2 separate regions of the Homo sapiens genome follow, and region 2 is linked to region 1. The links are chromatin loops, found by intact Hi-C in ENCODE. Cell type or tissue: heart left ventricle. All regions are shown on one strand. Each heading gives the region's core, and the rest is flanking DNA. Links, peaks and the distances in the headings are about the cores only. Region 1 overlaps PCNX2 (pecanex 2). Region 2 overlaps PCNX2 (pecanex 2).

Evidence for each region. Peaks named below come from ENCODE experiments on the same cell type or tissue, not always from the same donor. Only the 100,000 strongest peaks of a DNase experiment are listed, where the experiment ranks them.
Region 2: a loop joins it to region 1, with 8 times the contacts of the local background. A loop is called at or near these places in 2 of 110 quality-filtered maps.

What each region holds. Positions count from the first base shown.
Region 1 is chr1:233,086,765-233,095,792 of GRCh38, reverse strand. PCNX2 (pecanex 2) reads left to right here. Exons shown (of 34, transcript NM_014801.4): 22 at 1-38; 23 at 5,603-5,732. Among named protein-coding and RNA genes, the nearest start is that of NTPCR, 140 kb to the right of the region's middle. In heart left ventricle, for the core only: no CTCF peak of the experiment used is centred there; no DNase peak of the experiment used is centred there; H3K27ac peaks cover 807 bases.
Region 2 is chr1:233,138,546-233,147,573 of GRCh38, reverse strand. It overlaps PCNX2 (pecanex 2), which reads left to right. Exons shown (of 34, transcript NM_014801.4): 20 at 7,719-7,860. Among named protein-coding and RNA genes, the nearest start is that of PCNX2, 150 kb to the left of the region's middle. In heart left ventricle, for the core only: no CTCF peak of the experiment used is centred there; no DNase peak of the experiment used is centred there.

The sequences.
Region 1 (9,028 bases), core at 1-8,000:
TTCGTTTCACGTGTTTGCTCAGCTCTTTGCCATTCCTCGTATCCTTTCTGCTTCTATTTTCACCCTCCAGCTGAGATTCACATTTTACGGAAGCAAGCTTTTCATTGACCCCTGGCAATAAAAAGATTTTAAAGTCTATAAGATTACATTTTAATGGGGACATGAAGAGGCACTTTGGATCCCTTTAGGCCACTTAGCCTTAAAAGATATTTCTTTATTTTGAACTCTTCCTGCTTCTTAATGCATATTCAGGAGTTACTTTTATTTTTTCTGGTCCTTCCATTTCCCATGCCCAGATCTGCATTAAGGTACCCTGTCTTTTAAACTGCTTAAATGATTGGGTTGCCTTGTGCAAAATAGTGCAAATAAATTTGCTGTTATTAAGCATTGTGGATAGGTTTAATGCATTCAATACATTTTTATCAAGTGTATATTATTTTATAGTATGGTTATCATATTATACTTCAGTAATATTCAGAAACACAAGATTAGGTACAAACAGCATTGGGAAGACTAAAAAATTAAATTATGGTCTTTTAGTGGCTATTAGCCAAGAAGCCTTGGTTTCCATGTGTGTTTTACAATGTTTACATAATAGTTTTAATTTACTTCATAACAAATTTTGAGATGCTCCTTCTAAACATCACTTTGACATTGATAGCTAAGTTTTATATATGTGCACGCGTGGGTAAGGGGAAGCGGAGAGAGAAATTGCTTTAAAAATACTCTTGAAGAAAGAGATTAATTAAAATTTGACTCAGGCCTAAAATATGTCCTCAAAGGTTTTCCTTCCCAGTGAATTTAGAGTTTTTAAACCTGTGTGTTTCCCAGGAAACAGGGACCACTTGCATCAGAATCCCTGGAGGAACTAATTAACTAAGTAGATTCCTGGACCCAACTCATACTTTTTAAATCAAATTTCACTGGGCGGGATCCTAGAATCTGTCTTTCCACAAGCTTTCTTGGTGATTCTTATGCCATCAGTGTGTGTAAACCACAGTTCTCAACTCTGGCAATCCATCAGGGCTGCTGTTAGCTAACTTGAATGACCACTCAGAACTCTCTTCCATATGAAATTTACATAAGGCTCATTAAGACAATTCTTAAGGAATCTCTATGACCTTAACTTGGTGTACAGGAATGGAAACATACTTAGGATAATCCTTGAGTGATAATATATTTTATATTTTGAAAAATGATTTCTTCCAGGCCCTAACTTTTTTTAAAAAAAATGTTAAGCATACGAAGAGTGGATCTCACAATACACATTGTTCTATGTTGCTATTCTTAGATGTGCATTGATATTTCTAAAGTGTTTCAAGGTCATTTGGCAGAACAAGCTAAGGAAAATTATATACATGTTTGCAAAGCCTGAGCTTGTGCACCACCCTTTCCCTTTAGCTGCAATCATTTTCTATAAAGCCAGTAATTTCAGTTTTCCAGAGTCCTTTAAAACAAAAACAGGTGAAATATTGAGTTGATTTTTAATCTCTTTCTGACGTATTTCTAAAGTTTCCTCTTTAGAATTTAAAGCATGTTTATTAAATGAAAATGATTAGATTAATGCAAATTTGTTGTTGAGGAGTTACACCAAGAATTTAAAACTTGAGGTTATAATTCCTGATGTCATAACTTTGGACTTGCATCTGTCTGTAGCATTTCTTGTTGGTGTTTATGCCTTGTTAGGTGAATTCAATATTACTGATTATTCCTTGGAGTTCCACGACTGAATTAAGACTGTTGTGGGAACCATAATTTTCAAATACTTGCCCTATATTCGTGTTGAGGGTTCACACATGAGCACATGGTATTTGGCACTTAATAAGTCCTATAAGAATAAAGACAGCGTTAGGATTTATCTCAGCTTGTGCACAGTGAGCATTAAATTTACATACTTTCATGATATACAGACTAATTGTCTTACAACATGGAAACATTCGAGATGCAGATTTTATTGGGCATTTGGTGGTTCCATTTTACAGCACTCAGTGGATCCCCTTGTTTTGTTCCTAAGCCTGGCCCTGTTAGTGACACCCACTTCCACCCCTTCTGCTAAGATACAGAGCCTTCAAATTGACCTCCCTGGAGGCTGGAGGCTGGCCACTGACAGGATCTTTACCCTCTCCCCCGTACCCATGGACGGCCCCCTCATCCTTCATCAGTTGTAAAGGTAGATATTTGTTCCTTGGAGTCCAACATCATGCTGTTCAGAATATAATGAGATCAATAGTTGAAAAACTAGATATACATGCCACCCAGACAAAGCTATTAAGTTATTAAGTGTCAGCCCTGGATCTTGGCTTATTGTGAAATGTTAATTATTTTATCACTCTATTAAGAAGCTGTGGGCTCCATCTCAGCATTGAAAAGGGACTAATTTGCTCTGTTTTGGAATTGAATTAGCTTTCAGGCCAGCAGGGCACTGTTTGGTAAATTGCTTTTTCCAGTACTAGCATGTTTTCTCCCTCCATAGCCTCTGTTAGCTTCTGAGCTTGTAACCTCCAGGGAAAGATGAGAATATTCACCCTTTTAATATGTGTAGAGACCATGCAAGACCATTGTCTTCTAATAATTAGAAATACTTAGCCAGATTCTCTATAGTAAACCCGGAGATTGGGAGGGCTGCTTTCTACTTGGTGCATCCTTCTGCGCTTCTAATGATTTTTAAAAATCTGTTAATAATTGATGTTTTCTGGCTGGGCACAGTGGCTCACGCCTGTAATCCCAGCACTTTGGGAGGCCAAGGAGGGCAGATCATGAGGTCAGGAGATTGAGACCATCCTGGCTAACACGGTGAAACCCCGTCTCTACTAAAAATACAAAAAAATTAGCCGGGCATGGTAGTGGGCGCCTGTGTACCCAGCTACTGGGGAGGCTGAGGCAAGAGAATCGCTTGAACCTGGGAGGCGGAGGTTGCAGTGAGCTGAGATGGTGCCACCGCACTCTAGCCTGGGTGACAGAGCGAGACTTCATTTCAAAAAAAACAAAAACAAAAAACAAACAAAACAAATAATTGATGTTTTCATTTTAAGTGTGCTTTTAAAGGAGTGAGCATCTACCCCTCAGGTTAATCTCTCAGCTATTTCTCTTAGAAAGAAATAAAGAGGGCTTTATGTGCCTGCTCCTCTTAGTAGCTCTTCTTTCTTGGTACTGCCTTGCCAGTAGTAGTGACAGACTTTCATATTTGCCCAGAGTGTGCTATAATTCTTTACTGATCTTCCCCCCAAAAAAGATCCTCTCTATTCACTGCCACCCTCCCTCTAACCTGTTAAACGTCATTTCCTTTCCTACCACATTGAACTTTATTTTTAGACTAGCACAGTTTCCTCACTTCTTAAATTTTGGATAATTGTTTCTGGCATTTAAAAAATGTACAGTGTAATCTCTGGGGAAATTTTAGAATCAAAAACAAGAGCCACATCAGCCCCCCTTTTAATATGTGTAGAGACCATGCAAGACTACTGTCTTCTAAAAATTAGACAGACTTAGCCAGATGATCACATATTAGCACATCTGCCCAGCCCTGGCTCCACTTGGTTTTGTCCTGGTTCCTCTGCAAGCCCCATCACACCCTCTGTCCCCTGATGTGGGGACTTCTCCCTCTTCCATTCTTCTCAACACAGCCCCTCAGAAAACTCCACCTCTGACCTGACTCTGCTTTCTAATATTTTTTTCAATACCTTCACTCAATGATATCTTGCATGCAATTCCCTTTTCTTCCAATGATGAGGAGCATAATAGCTAATTTGTTGTGTTTTGTGGCAGAAGTATTTAGGTATTTTCAGCTTTCAGAAGAGGAAACTGATGGGTGATAATAGATATCACAGTAGCATATTGTTCTGTAGTTCTCTATTTGAACCTAGGTCAAAATAAAAAGAATTGGATTTAAATTGCAGCACAATAGAGATCTTTTTGATACCTAAACAATTCAACATTGGAATGGATTATTAATGGAGGATGTGACATTTTACTCTTGAAAATGCTTGGGAGTAAATAGAAAGTTTTAAAAAAAAAAGTCACTCTTGAAAAAAAAAAAATCATGATTTTTTTTTTTTTTTTTGAGGGAGGGTCTCACTCTGTTGCCCAGGCTGGAGTGCAACAGTGCAATTCTAGCTCACTGCAGCCTCAAACTCCTGGGCTCAAGAGATCCTCTCACCTCCGCCTCCTGTGTGGCTGGGACTGCAGGTGTGCACCACAATGCCTGGCTACGTTTTTTTAATCTGATTTTAAATCTACGAAAATGTATGTGAAAGTGTGGACAGCACAAGACTCACTCCCTTTTTTATATCTTACATATAAATAGGGCTGTTAGGGAATCCCCACTTCCACCCCCACCCCTTTATCACATAATTTGTTTAACGTTATGTTAAACTACTTAGAAGTCCGAGTTACTTCTATATTCTTGATAATGAAATGCAGAGTCTTCCTGTCTGTGCCAAGCATTTCTTTTTTACTCTCTGACAGAACTTTTGCAACATGGGTTACAGAAATAAGATCCTCCTTAGTTCAGCAGTGAGAGAGATACAGCTGTCAACAACTTCCCAGCAGGAAGATCAGCCTTGTAGGAGGTCAGATCAGATCTGTAGTAGAATGATCCAAGTCCTAATACCCTAGGACCAGGAAGGATGTCGATATTATACGACCTGGGCAGTCTGGCTCTCCACTGACTTCTGCCACCCCCATGGATTCTGGCCAGCAGTTCTCTCTTGTGCTTCCAACCACAGGCCCCACAGAACCTCTGCACCACAATGATGGTGAGTGATTGGCAGCTAGGAGTCTTCAGTGATGGAGTGAGACCTGAAGGGACCAGCTTGCTCAGAGAACTGTTGCTTCTGGCTCCTCGCGACTAATCACCAAGGATCCATTGGGCTTAAGCCAAAAGCAACAGACATGCTAAGTTTAATATTGAGCAATTACCTCTTTGATCAAGCAAGGTGTGTGAAATTGATGCATGCCAGTACGTGAGAAACTCATATAAGAATGCCTAAAGAAGCAACTTGGCCCACAAAACACTTACTTCATGTGCATGTGGTGTTTTTTGCTTAAAAACTAGATATGACTTGAATTGAACCAGTGGTGTTCAACATACGATATCTGTTTATCTGTGTATCCATCTACCTAGATAGATAGATGGATAGATATTTCAAACAGTGGGAAAACATTCTTCAAGAAACAGAGATGCTACCTTCCCAAACAGTTATATTATTTATTTTCAAAAAGTATCATCTAATATTAATTATTTACAAAGCTACTTGATACTTTAGCAAATGTACCCTAGTGTGTTTTGTTCAGCTAATAATCTTAGTGAAAAGAAACTGTTCTTTTCAATCCTTAGATATTAAACCTTTGCCATGAATCAGACTAAGACTGCTGAGATTTTTATGAGAATCATTTGGTTTACGTGGTGGTGAAATGAGACCTAGCAGGGTACTACTGAAAGTTTTATATTTATAAATCTATACATAGAGAGATTAAGTGTGTGTTCTTTGTTCTTTCTTTGGTGGAAAAAATGACTTTAGTGAAAACTCATCAAAATTTGAAATAATGTTTTAAAAATCTAAGAATCATAATTTTTTTTTTTGCCTTAACTCAACATTCTCAGATTCTGCCATGCTTTTCTTTCAGACGATTGCCACATCAATCTTTTCTACCCCATTGAGCCCATTTCTTGGGAGTGTCATTTTCATCACATCATATGTCAGGCCAGTGAAATTCTGGGAGAAAAACTACAAGTAAGATCCTAAAATCAGTGCTCAATTGCTTTTCTCCAGTTTGCACTTCAGAAGGCTCCTCTGCCTTCCTCTGTTAGGAGGTCCCTGGCTCCAGGCTTCCCCCTGCTGTGGGGCCAGGCCAAACCTGTCTCTCTTGATGACCTCCTCAGTTCATTGACTCAGCTCTTGGGTCTCAGGGATCTGGAAAGAACATGACTGATTTCAAATTAGCCAACGAATACTAGTCCAGGTTTCACCAGTTGTGAAGGAAAAGTGAGTTATCACTGCCAAATTTTCGTAGGTGACCTAGGGGAAGGTACAAGCCACTGTTAATGTCCTTTGATATGCCAAGATGGCCCCTGGATGGCATACTTTTTTCCTGTCTGTAGCATCCCTTCTGTGAGCATTCTAAATATACAGTCCTGTACAAGTGGGTAGCCATCACAGCTCTATGGAAAAGAGACCACCAACTTTTCTGAGTGCCATAAAACTTGCGGCATAAAAGTGAAGATGATTTCTTCACCTTTTCTTCACTATTTGGACCTGTCATAAATTTCCTTAAGCAATTGGTGATTGATGAAGTAGGAGTGTTATTCTTACGGGAAGGTGAGAAGAGAGAAGTAATGGTTCACCAAATAACCGTAAAGACCTCTTAATGATTTGTGGGGAAGGTCTTGAGAATAGCTAGCAGGGAAGGAAAGCATGTGTACCTGGAGGTCTTCAGCTGGGACAGAGACCTTTGCATTGCTCCATGTGTTGGCTTCAGCTGGGACAGAGACCTTTGCATTGCTCCATGTGTTGGGGCAGGTCTTCCATTTCAATCTCCTCTGCCCTAATTTATTAGCCATACTTGTGCTATTTATTACTTTTAAACCCTAATCCTTTTTTCCGTAATTTGTTTACATTTTGCAGAGTGCCAGCATTTTACAATGTGTCTTTTATGTCTCACAGAGGTCATCATTAAGTTAGACCTTTGGCTTCATGTGTCTCCCGAGAGATGGTTTATAAAATTTGCATCCTTCTGGCACAGGTGGTGTGGCTTAGGGATTAGAACACAGCCTGCCTGAGTTCACACCTCATCTCTCCCACTTAACACTGATAATTTCAGGCCTCCTTTTCCTCATCTGTAAAATGGAAGTAAAATCATAAGACCTACTTCATAGACTTGTGAGGAGAAAATGAATTAACATACATAAAACACGGAGAGCAGGGGCTGCCACAAAGTAAGCACCACGTGGGCCTGAGCTAGGATGATTATTCTCTGACTGCTCCGCAGGGAGGTTCCTGTCCCAGCTTGACCCATGCTAGTAGGTGTTTACCATGACTCGGGGGGATCTCCTTCAGACAATCTCACATTTAGGGGTGCCCTGGTGAAAACTAACCAAATCAGTGAGCCCTACTTCGGGCCCGTGAGGAGTTGAAGGAGGTCCTCAGGTTTCTGGCAGATTTCTTGTCTTCTAAGAGAGGTAGATTTTGCAATAAAAGTAAAGTTGTCTTGAAATTCACACATAACAAGGCTGCTCATTTGCATTTGTCTAAAGAGACATGCATATTTACAGAGCCAGAGAGTAAAAAAAAACTACCACAGTTGGCTTCTCTTTAAGCTTTTTTAGGAGAAAATAATTTGGGGGACCTTTTTGGAGCTCTGAAAGTCATGCTTCTGGAAAGTGCAAATACTTGTAAATAAGAGGAGGGGCATTTTCTCATGCTTTCACCTAAACAGGAAAGGAAAGTACAACATACTTAAAACTTGGTCCTCAGTACAAAAGATTTCTTTTTGCCTCCTATTCTCAGATAGGGAATCCGTCTTTCTGGCATGGGAAGATTCAATAGAAGTAAAACACCTCTCAGTTGAGTCAGAAAGGATTTTAAGTGTCCGCAGTGGAAAGGGGAATCTTTTTGCAGAGATGACATTGGAGGGAGGCATACTAACACCTGCGCAAAAGGAGTTAGGTGTTTTGTTATTTAGTCTCCTCACTTCCAAAATTCAGCCATCTTTGAGTGAGATGTTTGGGTCTGAATTGTCAGTTTATGTGGGTTACTTAAACATACGGACTTCTAGAGCAAGATTTATGTTTATTCAGTCCCACAAAGAAGTGATTCTGCCGCATTTATTCTTTTCATCAGTAAATAACACAGATATTAGCACTAGGTTCCCTGTATGTGTGTGTGGGGTGTCTGCCTCTGGCTGCCCTTCTCATGGGTTGGAAGAGGGCTTCAGGGTCTGTGGGTATGTACAAGGAAACCTGCCCTTTCCTAGGTCTTTCCAAAGGAGCCAAGTGGAAGGAAATTTTCAATTCTGCTGCAGGAGAGAGTTCTTGGTGCAAAACCCAGTCTGCTGAAGGTCTATTGTTGCCTTTTGTGAAGGCATCAGAACGCAGCGTCCTCTGGCCCATCTGCTGAAAAGATCAGTCGAGGGAAATCACAACAGTAGAGTGGTGGGTACCAGGAAAGGAAGTGACAGGAAATCTCATCTGGTCCTTACAAACACTCTGGAAAGCTCATTCTATCTATTTAAAACTTTTTTTTAGTTTCAAATCCTCATTAATGAGTTTTAGTGTTCTGACTGCAGAGTTTCTATGTGGCCGTTCTAATTACCGTCTTTTGAGTCTGATACAAAGGACCAGTCAGTTAACGTCATTTATCCTGTTTAATTTTGTACTAGTTGTTCCATCACTTTAAAAGGGCCGCCTGAAAAGACATTCTCGTCTGGAGCTTTAGTGAGCACATTTACCACCATGAACTGCCGCCACCAGGCTGGGGGTGTGTGTTGGAGGCCACCTAGCAGTCCCCTCTCCTGGCTTCCTCTTTCTTTTCACCTCTGCTCCCTCACTTTCCAGTCCCTTGGTTTTTATTGCAGATCTTTTAAAGCTGACTTTTGTTTGTGCAGGTCTCTAATGAGAGCTGCAGTGTAACAAAACCATTTTAATACTTCAAGGAAGTGATAAATAAATCACCAGTGACCTGATAATCACGGCTAGTCCCTTTTCTCCCTGAACTGGCCGGTCCTGAAACCTGCAGACCTCCTGTTCCCTGATTCTGTGCCTCACTAGGGCATATGACAAATGTGTCCCCTGTCTGCCTTTTTACCCTAGCCTCCTAACTAACCTGCTTGCTACTCTCTGCCCACACATAGCTCTAGGATAGCTGTCCTAAAACACAGCTCTCAGCTTGTCACTCTTCTCCTCAAAAGCCTGCAGTGGCTCATTGTGCCTGAGGAAAACGGAGAAATGCCATGTAGACCAGCACTGTCCAATAGGAAGTTCTGGATAATGGAAATGTTCTATGTCTGTGCTCTCCAATATGGCAGGTACCAG
Region 2 (9,028 bases), core at 687-8,686, 51 kb before region 1:
GTTATACCTAGTGCTCCTGTCTCTCCTGCCTTCCCTTCCACTTCCTCCACCTTTTCACCTCTTCCACCCCTGAGCCAGCAGGACTACCCCCTCCTCTTCCTCCTTCTCCTCCTCAGCCTACTCAACGTGAAGATGATGAGGATGAAGACCTTTATGGTGATCCACTTCCACTTAATGAATAGGAAATATATTTTCTCTTTCTTATGATTTTCTTAATAACATCTTCTTTTCTCTAGCATGCTTTATTATAAGAATACAGTATATAATACATATAACAGATAAAATATGTGTTAATCATCTGTTTATGTTACCAGTGAGGCTTCTGATCAACATTAGACTAATGGTAGTTAAGTTTTGGGGGAGTCAACGTTAAATTCGCACTTTTGACTGTGCAAGCGTTGGTGTCTCTAACCTCCCCCTTGTTCAAGGGTCAACCATAGTTTCACGTGCTCACACACACACCCCCCAGGTAGTTCAGATGGTTAGAATCTCACTGAATAAGTATTTCACTCTGAAATATTTGGAAAGGCATGGATAGTGAATTCAGAGCTTATCAGTGCTGTCTCTTTTATTTGAAATTCATTGTTTTATGTGTTTCTGAGATGAGTAAACTGAAATTCTTATGAAAAACCTACTTTTGTTGCCATGACCTGTGGTAAATCCTTGTAGACTGTAATGGGATTATGTCCCTCCACTCAAATCAATCTATCTCCACTCACTGGAAAATGTCATTTTCTAAAAGTAAATGTGACAAGCTTTTGAAAATCTAGTTCTTACTCCCCCATCCAAATGGTGCCCGGGCTATTCTACAGTGATGACCCAGCCACTCAAATGTTTCCTTTAATTCATATGTTTTTCTAATAGCACTGGGAAGAGATTGGCTTATATTTCTCTTCATTTACATTTTTTTTGCAGGAATATAGCTAAGGTTGTCATGTCTCTCTGAATTGGTGACAAATGTTGATAGAACTCTGTAAATGTATTTTTATAAGCAGGCTGAATTGCATTTGATGTGATGGCCTCAATCTGACACTGTTGATCTCTTATAAACTGAGAAATCAGAAAAAATAATTTTGTACAGAAAGAAACTTAACTGTAACTGATTGTACTTTATGAGAGATTAAAATAGGAAATGTTGTTTAATACGCTAGTTACTTTTTTTATTTCATAATCAGAAAAGTACTTCAAAAAGACTGCTTTTTTCCCCCAGAACCTCTGTTAAATGTAATTATCCAGAATTCCCTCAACCACTAAAAATGATAAGGTAATAATCATTTACCAAACCCCAACTCTCTGGCAGACATTCTAGTAGGTACATAGTACCTACCCTTAACAAATTCAGAATCTAGTGGGAAGATTCGTATTTAAGTGAATAATTACTCTATGATGTGACACTTCCTTAAATTATAGAATTCACAGGGTACAGTGATGGCGTGAAGGAATAACATTCTTTGCGTTGAAGCTAGAAGTAATAATACAGGTTGAGTACCTCTTATTTAAAATGCTTGGGACCGTATTTCTGATTATGGTTTCTTTTGGATTGTGGCGTATGAGCATTTCTTTAGGTGTCATGTCAGTGCTCAAAAAGCTTTGGATTTTGGAGCATTTCAGATTCCAGGTTTTTGGATTTGAGATGCTACACCAGTATATACAGAGCACCTGGCTCAATGTCTGGCAGACACCTAATGGTTATTCCATACATGGGACGTCAGTAGAGCACCGAAGGTAAGGAAGTGGTGGGGTCTGCCCAGGAGCAGTCAGCAAGGGGGTGCATGGCTTATAAAGAATTTTAAAACAATAAAAATACCAATTAAAAGTTACCCCTTTTTACTGTTACCATGTACTGAGAATTCTAAACACTGTCAGTGGTAAATCCTCCTCCTACCAGAATGATGCTTCAAATGCCCTGCCCCTGGCAGCCTCCGGTAGTGACTGTATTGGAAGCAGGGGGCTCAAAGGGGCCTGAGGTCTCCAGAAGGCGAGATGCCAGCCCTGTAAACAGATTAGGAATTTCTCAAGCAGAAAAGACTCAGGGTCATTCCAGGAAAGCATCTAGCACACGTAGAGGCACATAAAACATCACAGTTCACTCCAGTGCTGGGGGAAATAGAAGTTGTTTTCAATAAATGGTGGCAGTCAATCAGATATTAACATGGAAAAAAATGAGTCTTGGCCCCTGTCTTACACAATACACAATAATCAATGCTGGATAGTTTGCTGATCTAAATGTGAAAGATAAAGCAATAAAGGTCTTAGAGAAAACCATAGGAGAATGTGATCATGATCTTTTTCTCTTAAACATAGCACCGGCCAGGTGCAGAGGCTCATGGCTGTAATCCCAACACTTTGGGAGTCCGAAGCAGGCGAATCACAAGGTCAGGAGGTTGAGACTATCATGGCTAACACGGTGAAACACCGTCTCTACTAAAAAATACAAAAAAATTAGCCGGGCGTGGTGGCAGGCGCCTGTAGTCCCAGCCACTTGGGAGGCTGAGGCAGGAGAATGGCTTGAACCCGGGAGACGGAGCTTGCAGTGAGCCGAGATTGAGCCACTGCACTTCAGCCTGGGTGACAGAGCAAGACTCCATCTCAAAAAAAAAAAAGAAACAAAAAAAAAAAACAAAACAACAACAACAACAAATAGCACCGAAGGCCCTAAGTGGGAAAAAATGAGAAGTTGTAATATATTAAAATTATGTATTTCTTTTTTATAAAAGATACTATTAAGAGAGTGAAAATCTAACCATAAAATGGGAGAAGTTTTTCTTCATACATATACTGGCTAAAGACTCATACCTAGAATGTATAAAGAACTCCCAAAAATCAATAAGGAAAAGACATATAATCCAATAGGAAAAAGAACCAGGCAACAGAATGAAGAACTACTTCACAAAAGTGTGTATCCAAATGGCCAGTAAACATGTAAAAAGATACTCGTCTGCATGAGTCATTAAATAAATGTTAAATAAAACCATAATATGATACCACTCTACACAGGGCAGCATGGCAAAAATTAAGAAGAGAAAAAACATTTTGGCAAAGATGTGGAACAAAAAGGAACTCTCTGGTACCATCTGCGAGAGTGTAAATTGGCACAATACCTTTGGACAATTATTTGTCATTATCTGCTGAAGCTTGCTATATGCACACCTGATAACCTATGAATTCTACACCTAGTTATGTACTCTATAACTAGGTTTTGATGACTGGAGTAAACTTAAAAAGTTACCTGACTGAAGTAAACTTAAAAAGAAAAGGAAGATAAGGTTGTTGAGAAAATGAGTGTAGCTACATTTTTAAAAAATGAAAATATTTTCCGGGTAGTGCCTGGAAAATAACCAGCATCTGAAAGAAAATGTAAGGCCAAAAGAGGGTATTTTTTTCATGTTTTTGAGACAGGGTCTACGCTCTGTTGTCCAGGCTGGGGTGCAGTGGTGTAATCACGGCTTATTACAGCCTCAACCTCTCGGGTTCAAGCAATCCTCCTACTTCAGCCTCCCAAGTAGCTGGGACTACAAGCACACACCACCATGCCCAGCTTATTTTTAAACTTTTTGTAGAGACAGGGTCTCCCTATATTGCCCAGGCTTGGGGTATATTTTTAATGGAAGATATTATAGCAATTTTTTTTTCTGATGAGAATGATTCGGTAAAGAGAAAAAAATCCAAGTAATGCAGGAGAATGGGGGATCATTGCAAGAAACAAGTCCTCAAGTAGAGACAGATAAGAAGGATTAGAATACAGTGTACACATCTGGCTGGTTTAGGAAACAGTTTATCTGCATAAAAGATAATTATAATTTTTTAGGCAAAAGTGATTAAGAGCATGGAAGACAGAAAAGAAGGGATAGACATGCAGAGAGTGAGCACATGGAATCAACCCAGTTTAGTCCTTCAGTCCTTTAGTCTCCATGTATAGAGGAAGATCATCCAGAAAATGGTTCTCAAACTGGAGCATGTATCAGAATCACTTGTAGGACTCGTCAAAACACAGATTGCCTTGCCCAGGGCCCAATCCGCAGAATTTCTGACTCATTGGGTCCAGGATTGAATCTGAGAATTTACATTTGTAACAAATTCCTAGGGGATGCTGGTACTGCTGGCTCTGCTGTTCCTGAAAGTATTCCCTGAGGTCCAGGAGTATTTGCATCACTTAGAAGTTTATTAGAAATGTAGAATGTCTGGCTCCATTCCAGACCTACTGCATCAGACTCTGCATCTTAACAAGGGACTTATTTGCATGTTGATGTTTGAGAATCACCATTTAGGACAGTGTTTTTCAGCTTTGCCCCGAAGTGATTTCAACGTACAGCTATGAGAAGTGAGAAGAGCTGATTTAGGATGACTCTGGGTATATTGTCTGCATGGCTAAGTGAATGCAAGAATGTATGAGGAAGAGAAGGTGTGTACAGGTTGACAGCATTACGTTTGTGACATGTTGTATTTGAAAGTTCCTTTGGGACATCAGATGAAGCTATTCAATTGATTATTTAGATCTGAAGTCCAGGAGAAAGATGAGATATTGAGTTATAGATTTGAGTGTCATCAGCATGGAAGTAATAATTAAAGTTACGGGTGTTGAAGACATTAGCTCAAGAAGATAAGAAAAATAATAGGGGGAGAAGGAAAGCAGATGACCAGGGATAGGGGAAGAGGAGATGACAGAGGAAATGGGAGAAGAGTAGAGCAAAAGGTTTGAGCACAAGCTGGGGATGGTGGGATGGGGAAGCTAAGGGCAGAGTGAGTTTTCAAAAGGAGGGAGGATTTAGTGATGTTTTATGCGTCAGAAAAGTCCAGTAAGAGAGACTGAGAAGTATCAGTTATTTGACCATCAGGAGGTCACAAGAGGTCCTGCCACATGCATGTCAGGGCAAGGGTAGCTGCAAATACCCAGGGGCAGAGGTGTCCCCAGTAAGTGGGAGACACAGAAGTGGGAACATCAGATATTGACAAGCTTTCCAAGAAGCTGAGAAGTACAGAAAAGGCCAGAGTGAGCTCTAGAAGGAGGTTCAGGGTGGAAGGTGAGTTTTCCACACAGAGAAGACTGGGATCTTGCCACTTGCCTTGGGAAAGAGCTAGTGTTGAGGCAGGGAGTGGCTACTGAACCAAGATGGCAGGAGCACAGGATGCAGGACATGGATGGAGCTTGGCTTCAGGAGGAGCCAGTAGTAGATATGAGTATAAATGAATTTGTAGTTGGAGGGCATTTGTACCTCATAGACTTTATTTTCTCCCGAAAGTGGAGGTCAAAGACAGTTGCTGGGAGGGAATGCAGGAGTGGTCTTGAAGATTTTTTTTTACTACTCTACTACTGTAAGATGACTTGATGCTATGTGACAGCCCACATGCTTTCACAACAGATTAAAATCCTTTAATCTATATGTAAAATGTCTAATATGTCTAGACTTTATTGTGTATAAAACATTCATTATGAAATAACACATTTCCAAATCTACTCCAGAAAAAATTATACTTTGTCCATTAAGAATATTCAACATTGAATTCCTGCCCAACATCCTTGCTCTTTGAACTTTATTCTCCTCCCACTCTTCCTCCCTGTTTCATCTGTCACTAAAACTTCTTTTTATTTTTATCTGGATGATTTCTCATTGTCTCTTCTATTTATTAAGCTCATTGTTGGAGTGTTTGTACTGATAATACTTTATTTCCAATATCTTGAAGGACTTTCACGCTGTCTATTCTCACCATTCCTAGCCCATTCGAATGAATTCTTTTCAAGTAAGATTTCTAAATGCCAAGTCTCTCTTCATATACACACACACACACACACACACACACATATACATATACACACACATATATACCCATATATATATATACACATTTACACACACAGATATATATATACACACACATATATATATATTTTTTCTTTTTTCTGAGATGGAGTCTCTCTCTGCCACTCAGGCTGGAGTGCAGCGGCACAATCTCGGCTCACTGCAACTTCTGCCTCCCGGGTTCCGGGTTCAAGTGAATCTCCTGCCTCAGCCTCCAGGATATCTGGGATTACAGGCACATGCCACCATGCCCAGCTAACTTTTGTATTTTTAGTAGAGTCGGATTTCGCCATGTTGGCCAGGCTGGTCTCCAACTCCTGACCTCAAGTGATCTGTCCACCTTGGCCTCCCAAAGTGTTGGGATTACAGGCATGAGCCACCGCACCCGGTCTCTCTTCATATTTTTAATCAAATGAAAGTAGTTTTGTTTTTGAGTTACCAAGATGATATATTCTTATATAGAAATATGAGCCATATCAAGTAGAAAGTAAAATAGTTTCTATTTGTGTGTGTGTGTTTATGATACTTCCTGAGATCTGTCATGCAGAGCCCCAGTGAAGCTGATTGGAAACAGACAATTTGTATGCTAATCTTGGATAAGAGACCTGGAAGGAACAGGCTGTTTTGTCAGCTTGAACTTTTTCTCTTTTGTGAGTTGTTCTTGTGCAACCCAATGTAAAAACTACATAACTCTCTTTTTAACTCTAGGTCATTGTAGGGTAAAGTTTTTTTTTTTACTATAAATTGTTGAAGAATGTGATTCCAGAGGTGTAATGGAGTTGCCTGGCACCTTGCAGCTTTAAGCTTTGAGGCTTGCTGTGGAGAGCATGAAGCCCACAGCAGAGCTGGTTCATTTGCTGGTAGGTGGGGGCCCACTGCAGCCTCCCAATTACTGACAGACAGAGAGGAGGGGGCAGGGAATGAGAGGGGCCTAGCCGAGGGCCCTGGGCCTGAACCTGCTGTGCTCTCCTCAAGTTGGGAAGCAGAGGAGAGTCCTGGCTCTTGTTCCAGTTCCAAGAGGCAGGGATGAAGCATTTCCCCACCGCTGAATGTGACCTAAGGAAGTTTGTGCTCTGACCACTCACGCCAGCTGCTCCTCCTCCCCAGAGAGAAAAGCACGGGCTCCCCAGATGGGCAAGCATGCATTCCTCATTACCCCATCTCCTGCCATGAGGAGTAGGAGGTGGAAAGAACCTCTTCCCCATCAGCAGACTCAGAGGATGGGCAGGACACAAAAAACTAAGGCTCGAAAAGATGAAGCTAATAATTCAAGGTCATTCACTAGTGGTTGGTAGAGACTGAATGCAAACCCAGGTTGGTCTAACTTAAAACCTTAGCCCTTAATGGAAATAGACTTCAATCTTTGTGGTACTTCCTTTGTTGTAAGCACTCAGAAGAAGGTAATAGATTCATAGTGGCTGGGGTTTGGGAGTCAGCTGTGTCTTATTTGCATATATTGCCCAGGGATTTGTTTGTGGTTTAAAGATTAAAAAGGGAGAGAAGAAAGCCCAGAAACTAGCTTCAGCCACAGAAGTGAACCCTAGCTTAAAAGGAGACAGACATAAGGGATTTTTTCCAACTCTTCATCCTTCACCTTCCACCCTTACTACGCTAAGATGACTTGATGCTATGTGACAGCCCATTCATTGGTCTCAGTAAATTATATATGAAGAAATCAATTGACTTGAACAATTGGGATGCTGGCCTATATTACTGTATGTATATTATTATTTATGAACTGTGTAGAAGCAAAGCTAACAGTTGCTGCCTGGAAAAAAATGGTATATCATGTCTAGTATCACGAGTTCTTAATTAGCAGCTTTTGAATTAAAGGGGGGGAATATTACTTATTATTACCTGTACTTAAAGAAAAATACTTTGATCGGTGGTTGTTCTAAGTGGTTTTTATATTTCTTTCAGATGTTGCCCATTTAATGTGGTTCGAAAGACTCTATGTTTGGCTTCAGTGTTTTGAAAAATACATCTTGTACCCAGCGCTAATTTTGAATGCCCTCACTATTGATGCATTTTTAATAAGCAATCACCGGAGACTTGGTACCCAGTAAGTGGTTAATGGTTTATCTTCATAATGATTTGGGTCACATTTTCAAAATCGAGTGAATTTTCTGTAAACAATCTGCAGAAGAAGCCAACCTTTACCGACTGTGATTGGCCATGTAAAAATAAGCCATGGTGGTCTTTTACTCAAAACCCACTGGAGCTAGACAGTTATTGTAGAATGACTGGGGTGCAAATGAAGTTAGATCTGCTTGAAATGATATTGTGAATAAATGTCAGTAGATTTGAAAATCATCCTGCAGAAGCTTAGTCAGTGAGCCTTAATAAGAAGACGGAAGCACAGTGTGAGTCCAGGATTCCTGGAGTTCTTAACATCATGCTTAGAGCTTTATGAACTGCTTCATGTCATTTCATTTAGCAAATACTCTATCATTTTGTGCTTGTGGGAGGGGGAAATTAATCACTGTCACTGCTGTCTCTGAATTTATCAAGAGAAGCCTCGTAATTTAAAAACTGGCACAGAGACTTCATTCTGTCAAGATGCCCATGTCTTTCAAAGCATTAACAATGTACAGTCGAGTTATTGGTTTCATATATTAAAATTAATTCTGAATTTACAACATGGAAATCTCCTTGATAATCTGTAGATTTGTCATTCTGATGAAAGGCAAAAGTTGCTGGTCAAAGAAGTTGTTAGAGTAGGAGGATATAAAAGAGATTCTTTCCCAGATTTGCTCATTAGTCACGTTGCTTAAACACTATGTATCCAAGTCAACCCTGATGCATAATCCCAAACATGCTAATTCAAACCTGCTCTTCCTTTCAGGGTGTCATGAGGACAAATTAATTAATATTCTCCAAAGATTGAGCAGGCTAAGATAAAAGGCATTTTAATACTCTGTTGGACTTTGAGTAGATTCATAGTCACACAAAGCAGACACTAAATGAAATGATCCCATAACCTGTCCTTATTGAACTCTGCCTTCCTTCTAGTCCAGACCTGTTTCTGTCAGACCAGGGCAAGAATTCTATGTTCTTTGATACTTAAAATTCTAGACTTCAAATCCAGAGATGAGAATTAGTTTCACTGGATTTAGAAAAGCAGATGATTGGACTTCAGACCCCTTATACAGTTTAAGTGGGACCCAATCTAGGAGATGACCAGAATTTAGAACTTTGTGAGCTTCTCTAAGGCAGGGATTCCCAGTATG